Linked DNA regions of Homo sapiens: region 1 is linked to region 2. The links are chromatin contacts, found by Hi-C or POLR2A ChIA-PET in ENCODE. All regions are on one chromosome and are shown on one strand. Each heading gives the region's core, a stretch centred on a gene start or an enhancer-like site at or near the end of the contact. The rest is flanking DNA. Distances are from core to core; before and after follow the strand shown.

The links. A loop is a pair of places that touch in the nucleus more often than their neighbours do. ChIA-PET counts read pairs that join two places held with the same protein, here RNA polymerase II (POLR2A). Pooled maps may share reads with other maps.
Region 1: a loop to region 2 is called in a map of heart left ventricle, with 4 times the contacts of the local background. The contact joins two enhancer-like sites. A Hi-C loop is called at or near these places in 7 of 168 maps with a recorded cell type or tissue (Caco-2, gastrocnemius medialis, heart left ventricle and 4 more) and 6 of 50 pooled maps. POLR2A ChIA-PET finds 5 or more read pairs at or near these places in 1 of 52 experiments (BJ).

What each region holds. Positions count from the first base shown.
Region 1 is chr18:45,372,596-45,376,794 of GRCh38, forward strand. All of the region lies in intron 8 of SLC14A2-AS1 (SLC14A2 antisense RNA 1), which reads right to left. It also overlaps a transcript of SLC14A2 not described here. Among named protein-coding and RNA genes, the nearest start is that of SLC14A2-AS1, 130 kb to the right of the region's middle. Within about 2 kb of position 2,781, at least 2 of the 41 ENCODE cell types and tissues checked have a DNase peak (open chromatin) inside an H3K27ac peak, as active enhancers do.
Region 2 is chr18:45,319,368-45,323,170 of GRCh38, forward strand. It overlaps a transcript of SLC14A2 not described here. Among named protein-coding and RNA genes, the nearest start is that of SLC14A2-AS1, 180 kb to the right of the region's middle. Within about 2 kb of position 1,569, at least 6 of the 41 ENCODE cell types and tissues checked have a DNase peak (open chromatin) inside an H3K27ac peak, as active enhancers do.

The sequences.
Region 1 (4,199 bases), core at 1,531-4,030, 54 kb after region 2:
TGCATACAAATCAACTGGGGTAATGTCAACATGCAAGTTCCGATGCAGGGTAGGGCCTGAGATTCTGCATTCCCAACAAGCTCCCAGGGGATACTTGTGCCAATAATCCATGGACTGCACCTAAGGTAGCCAGGATCTAAACCATCACTATCTAATAGGAATATAATGCAAGCCATGGATGGAATTTTAAATTTTCTAGTATCCACGTTTTTTAAAGTTTAAAAAAGATTATTTCAAGAATATCGTGTATTAAATCTAATATGTATATAATGTTATTTCAACATATAATCAAGATAAAATATAGTTAGATATTTTACATTCTTTTTTCATGTTAAGTCCTTTGACATCCAGTATGCAGTTTTAAATTTTCAGCACAATTTGGACCAGTCACATTTCGAATGCTCAATAGCCACACCTGGCTAGTGGTGACCAGATTGGCCAGAACAGCTCTAGACTACACTTCTGTCGCTTGTAGACTATCTGATGGAGTCTATTTCATTTTGAAGTCTTGAAACCCAACTAGACCAGCTCCTCCATAAGAACAGGGTTTATTGCTATGTATGCCCCATGACACTAAATGTGGGCATATACAGAGTGATAGTTCCTTATAACTCATCAACTGATTTCCCCTTCTCCTTCTCTCTTAGTAGGAAAAAATATCCTTTCCTCCACTATCTTCACACATTTATATTATTCGGCTCCAGGCTCTCTCTCTAGCATAGTTGCTGCATTGGGTGATGTTAGATTAGCTGACTTCCAAGCTTCTTTCTTCTCCCAAAAGTCTATGATTTTATCCATCCCAACACTAGCTGCAGTTATTGCCCCAGATACCTTCTCAGCTTCCTCTTTTTCTTCATAGCAAATAGTTCCTACAGCCCTCCCTCATTTCCTCTTTTAAAAACTCATTAATCACCTACATGCTCCCTCTGGAGCCAACTTCAGGCTACTCTCAGATTTAGAGGCTTAAGTGGAACACCAGAGTCTAATAGGGGACAACTGGGGGCACTATATCAGATGCTCCTGTTTCTACATGCCCACAGAACTCAGTCTTGTGTTTATATATGGCCCTGAGAAAAATGGCCCACGGTCAAAGTATTAAGTGTCTGAGGAAGAGTATAGTGTAGTGGTTAAGTGCACAGGCCTTGGGATCAGACAGCCTGTGATCACATACCAGCTCAGCACAGGGCAAGTATGTAAATCCTCTATGCTTCGGTTCTCCTAATAGGTAGGTGAAAGAGCCAACCCAAGTGAAGGACTTAAAAGACAGTGCCCCTAGATAGTCAGTGCTCAACTATTAAAGTTGGTTGTTTTTGAATTGTGAAGACAGGATTCATTGCATGGCTCAACCCAAGAAATACTGTTGCTAAAAAGGAGTGAACACATTGTGGATTGTGCCTAACTTAGAGCAAAACTATCTCTATTTCACATTAGCCATCTGATCATGACAACCTCAAGACCTTCTCATTTTAGTCCTCTTAAGATCCTGTTGCTTTCTTCCCTCTCCTCACCTTCCTACCCAGCACCCACTGCTGACCTTCACCTGGCTATTTATAAGAACCTGTCAAAGTACAGGTTATTGCAGAGAGGCCCACAAAAAGATATGCTGAGTGACAGCCTTGTCTCCATGCTGTCCAAAGTCACCCTTGTGCAGTTTGCAAATAAACAACTCTCCTGGAAGAAAGAACAAATAATTCATAATTGGCAATCTGCATAATGAGTGGTGCATCTATGCAAATATAACATTTGGAATAATCTATTAATATCTCAACTGTGATGTCTGTGGGCCACCACTTCCCATGCTAAAGAGCCAGAGCCAAATATTTTCTGACTCCTCTTGAGGTGAGAAGAGAGAATGACAAGCTGCTGTCTTCCTGGGGTTCCAGTTAAATATCTGGAGACCACCAGAGTTGGAAGGGACCTCAGAAACTGTTCAATCCCTACTCCCACCCCCACCTCTCAGATAAAAGATAAGGAGTCAGAAATCCAGAGAGGCATAGAGGTTCCCAAGTTTACTGTGCTATTAGAGGCAAAACTAAGATCACAAGCCAGTTACAGACTCCCAGCCTCAGCTGCTGAAAACTTCAGTCATCCGTGTGGGATTATTTTACTTTGTACAAAAATCAGTTACTTTGTACTTTGTACTCCCTCCTCTACCTCCCATCCTTCAGAGCTGAACTCCTTTTGCTCATCTGGACTTCTAACCTAGGGAACCAAATTCTAGGACTGCAAAGCAGAAGGATTAGGGAACTCAAACAAAAAGCATCTGATCCCAAACAAGGTGGCCATTTGTGAGTTAAGCTAAGACACAACCCCTGGGTTGAGCTGAGCCCCTTTGCTCTGGAAGTAGAGAGACTCTTGAACGCACATGCATACTTGAATAAATAAAGCCTCAGATTTATAAAGGTAATACTAAAACCGCCCTTGCAAAATTATGACTGAGAGACAATGAAAGAGATCTAACCTAACCAACTCCATCTTGCTTCTAACCTTTAAGCTGTCCTTGTTGCTTCCTGGCTGTAGACTGAACTAACTTTGGGAGGAACTTAGTTCATAGTTTATAGTTTAAAACAAAGACAATAACAGTCCTTTCCCAAAATAAACCTCCTTCTTGCCTGGGGACTAGACTGCCTTTGTAGGACTTACAAGTTAGCCACAAGATTAAAAATTATGGTTTAGGAATCATGCAGCTGGAGGCTAAAAGATTCTGACCCTCCCTAAACTGCTCCTAAGATCAGTGCTTGAGATACTTTGCAGACCCTGCATGGGATGGATCAGCTGGCACCACCCAGATCGATAAACTGGCTCATCTGGTCTTGTGGCCTCCACCCAGGAACTGACTCAGCACAAGAGGACAGCTTCAACTTCCCATGAGTTCATCTCCTACCCAACCAATCAGCACTCTCAACTCACTGGCTTCCCCTCACCCACCAAGTTGTCCTTAAAAACTCTGATTCCAGAATACTCGGGGAGACTGATTTGAGTAATAATAAAACTCTGGTCTCCTGCACGGCCGGCTCTGCATGAATTATTCTTTCTCTATTGCAATTCCCCTGTTTTAATAAATCAGCTCTGTCTAAGCAGCCGGCAAGGTGAACCCATTGGACAGTTACAATGTTACAGTACTTCTACTACTGAACCACCAGCATTGAGGAATTGCAGGACAGGCTCTGTGAGCAATCCATGACTACATTCCCCCATCACTTTCCTTTTCATCCTTATCTCTCCAGCCAATCCTAGGTAGCCTCACCACTTTCATCATGCTCCTTCTCCCCTTCCCTAGAGGGAACAGGGGCTCCCTGTGTCACCCCAAATATCTAACAAGCAACAGTGCATGCCCACATACCCACTGGCCAGGACAAGCTGGGAAACTCTGGATGGGTACAGAGCAATCAGTTATTCAATCAGGCAGTTAACCATTGCCCAATTTGGAAGAGTAGCCATGTGGATCTGGGAGGTTGGGCCACACCCCCGACATGGACATTAACTAGCCAACCTTAGTCCTTACTTTTTCTTTAAGGTACAGGGCACATAGTTTCTTCTCCTTGAGGCTTTTCTGGAGTTAACCTCACTTCTAAAATTCAATTAATAGCATCTCTTCCTGCTCTAGTTTGTGCACGCCGCCACTTTACTTTGCACAATTTGTATTTTGCTGAGCTCTTTGTATCTCTCTTGCAGGCTAAATTGTGAAGGTCCTGAGCACCTTGCACAGTGTCTGCCACAAATAAATGCTCAGAAAGTGTTTGAGAAATGACAGAACCAGTATATTAAGTCATAAGCCTCTCCAGACTCCAATTTCCACATCAGGGGAATGAGGGAAATGATGGACTTAGTCAACTTAATTCTATGACTAAGATACTATTAAATATCTGCTTGTGCTCAGATTCTGCTAAGGGTTACTGAGAATTAAGGGAAGTACAAAAACTGCTCCTAGTCCCCAGGAATTTAGCTGGAAAGACAAACACACTCAGGAAAGAAAATCATTTCAGGCTACTCTGGGTGGTTCTAACTGTTGATGCGACAACGGATCAGAGAAAAGAGAGATCACTGCCAGATATGACATTTAGAGATGGTTCTCGATGGCTTTGAGATGAGTACAGGGTGGGGACATCCCTAAAAGAGATGACTCTGTGAGCCAAGGCATGCTTTGAAGCTAGGCTTGTAAGCCAACTATCTGGGCATGGGAAATGGCAACCTCTGGA
Region 2 (3,803 bases), core at 319-2,818:
ATATAATGGCTCTTGTAGGAAGAATTCCCTGACCTCTACCATACTGCCTATCTTGGTTAGCTATAAAATCTCTGTACCCTCGCATTACACTACTCACACATATAACATGATGGGGACTGTCTGTGTATTTGTGTGCACCATCCAGTAGGCCAGAGCACCAGGAGAACTGGGACCATGGCCATCTTTCCATTAGCCTAGCACATGTCTAGCCTCTAGGAGGCATTCAATAAATACTGTTGAGTGAATGAACAAGACAGTCTGGGCTTCTGAAGACCAATTAGGTTATAGACTTTGCCTGGGTTAGATGTTTTATTCCAGTAAACACCTTATTCTCAATCCAGGCCCCCTCCCAACATACTTGATCTGCAGTTGTCCAGAATCCCAACATCATGAAACTGTGCTCACCTCACATCACTGTGCTGGGGGTAGAAGTTGTAGATAAATGGCTTCAGTAGGGTATATTATTGTTTTTTTCCAGAAATGCTGGGTTTTCTCCTTTGCTCTGGTGCAAACAGAACATCAGCAACTAATGAGCTTTTTTTCTATGACATACAAGGAGAGAAGATAAATATAGTGTATCCAGTGGCAGGTTTGGTACTTTAAAAAATTGAGAAATCTGTGAGTGATGTCTTGGAAAAAGCTTTCTTCCCAGGCGTTGGGAGACCAGACTCCACCATTAAATTCCTGTGAGACCTCAGCAGATTCACTGAAGTTGCCTCAGTTTTCCAGTTTGTTTAATAATTGTTGCAAAAATTAAAAAGTACTTTCACAAGTACCACCTTTTAAGTGTTTATGAAGCTTATTCATGTGCTTTATCTCTTGTTTCCTGGACCTGTAAGCTAACTAGGATAGTGGAATTATTATTAATAAGGAGTCTAGACTGGATGATCTCTAATTTTTGGCACATCTTTCATTTTCTAAAAGGTTTGAGTTTAAAGCTTTGTACCCTTTGACCCCTAGGCGAGATCTCTTTCCCAAGGTGAGGCTAACGACTTTCATGTAGTCCAATCACATAAGTCACAAAACCCAAACTCGTCTACATGGAATGGTAAGAAAGAAAATACAGAGGGGCTTATTCCCCAAAGACATGACTCCCTGGTGGAGAAATTTCCCACAGTCATGATGGTCTTTTTTGGCAAGAACGTCTTCTTGCTTTCCTGTAAATCGCAGACTGGGGCTGACACCTTGCAGTGCATTGCACTGACCTTGCCTTGTGATCCTGGTGCCAGGTTTTTTGAGCCTGGCAGGAGTGGTGAGAGTGTCAAGTCTGAGATGGTCTGGACTTGCAGCTGAAGTTCAGTTAAGGACCCAAATCAAGTACTTTCAGCCACATTCCATTGCTTGCTATCATCAGATAAGAAAAGACAGCTATTTTATTATACTATTTTTGAAATACAGTGCTTAGAGAGGTACAGTGGCTGGCCCAAGAACCCCCCAAAATTCAGTGGTCAGGATACATCGCTACAACACCCACTCCTTTTCCAGAAGGAAAACTGCCTTCTCATCTAAAAGTGCCTTTGAACTCTGACTACAACATCATCTGCATAAAGATTGCATCATCAGTGCTCATGGGCTTGAACCGAGTGGAAACTATGCGATTTCACATGGGGAAAATTCTGGGCAACAAGACATTGAACCAGGGTTCTTAGCTGCAGCCCTAGTTAGAGAATTGCTTCCACATTCTGGGCCTGTTTTCTTGTGTTTACACAGGAGAACTGGTTGGGAGAAGTGGTTCTCACTATTTGGTCTAAGGATCGACTGCATCCCAATCATCTGGATCCATGTTTATAAAGGCAAATCCCTGGGCTTCCCCAAGATCTGTTGACTTGGAATATGAAGGGGTAGGTCATGGAAATCAGCAGTTGATACAAGATTACTACGGGATTATTAAGCATACTAAGGCTCAACAACCACAACAAGGGGACCATATGATCTCAGAACTTCCATCCAGAAATATTGTCATACGATTTTATGAATATATCATTACTGTAAGGTCCACAAGAAACAATAGCTAGGAACAGAACTATACTTGTGACGTCTTGATTTTTTATTCTTCACCCATGCATCCCAGTTCTATGTGGAAAGTGGATGCATTTTAAAAAGCTAGTCCATTCTGTGGGAAACTGTAGTCACTGACACATCCTGAAGTTCCCTCTAGGCTGTTCTGGAGCGTGGAGCCCTGAATGGTGGGGTGAGGGAAGAAAGCGGATCTGTGTTCTGAGGGAAAGACAGAGTCCCTATAAACAGCAGTCCCGGAATTATCCTCCAGCGCCCGTGCTATTATAAAGAAGAGCTGACACAGCAGAGTCCGGGGGATGCTGTGTGTCTGCAGAGCAGTAATCACGGAGGCAGGCAGGCTAAATGCAAAGAGAACATTTGCACAAACAGCACCTGTACCGAGCAGTCATCCACTATTTTTAGAGCTGCTGCAAAGAGCAGAGGGACATTTGGAGAGGCTCCTAAAGGGCACCAGTCAGTAGGAAGGTGGAGAGGTTTTGGCATGTTCTGTCTGGCTGATTCTGCAGTGCCCTGTCAACTGAGTCATTGAAGACTTGGGCAGTCTGACATTTTTGTTTTGCTTTGGTTTTTGGTTGAGAATGGGGTGGAGACATGCTGGATGGTGTGGAACAAGGGGGTGATAAAGAGGATTACTCTGATCTGTCAGTGACGTTTTTGATGGCAGAACACATATTTAAAAGTTTAGATTATTTTGATCCTAGAAAATAGAAGAACAGTTTGTTCTCCAGGGCTTAATCTGGAGCAGCCCAAAGCAGGAATAAATGGCAAATACTTTCATCTTATTCATTTGATCCAGCTGCAAAAATGGGATTGTCACATCTCACATTTGTAGATAGAATAAATTATATAACTTAGTGTTGGACATATACTGGTTAGGTCAACATAATTAGAGCCTGGAGCCTGGAGGTTGTGGCCATTTAGACAGAATACCTAAATGCTCTGTGACTCAGTGCATCAATTCTTATTTTCAAATAAGGAATAATAGTGAACACTAATTGAAGGCTTAAAAAAACATTTCCAAGGACAGGCCCATTGACAATTGGCTAATGACATCAACTCCGTGTATAAGAACAGAATGGGACTTACATAACGTTCTGACATGTGGAATTTCCCATCAAAGTGAACACAATCGATTTGATAAATGTTACACATTTGTTTGACCTTTCAGGTAGATTCGCAACACATCAGGTCAGCAAATGTCATTTCCTGATCTACCACCTCCTCTTCTCCCATTTGCAATTAGGAAATTCTTTTTGTTTTTAGCCTCTTCAGGAATGTTGTGTTGAACTCTCATGAGGTATCTGGTCCATTCCTCTCCTAATATGGATTAGCAAAATACCCTTCATCAAGACTACTTCTCAAGCCCACACAGCAATCTATTTGCAGAGTTAGCTTGAAACCTAGATATGTGACTCCCAGCCCAGCACTTTTTTTTCACTTTATCAGAGACACCGAGGTTCTTTGAGTTGGAAGAAACTGAGAAGTCATCCAGCATAACCTGTTATTGTCAATGCTTGAATTGATAAACTGGAGATCACACAAACTTTTTCTAATAATTATTTCGAAATCAAAATTAGACAACAGAGATGAATGCAAAGTTGAAATTATATTCTTTTCGTCCTGTTTGATGTAAAAACAAAACAAACAAAAATACTACCTGGCTGCATCCTAATGAATAGTGGTCTTGAGGTGTGTGATTCAGACCGTATGGACCTCACAAGGCTATTTTTTCAGAGTAAACTAATTATGATGGGAACCAAGCTAGGCTCTTGGTGTGTAAATAC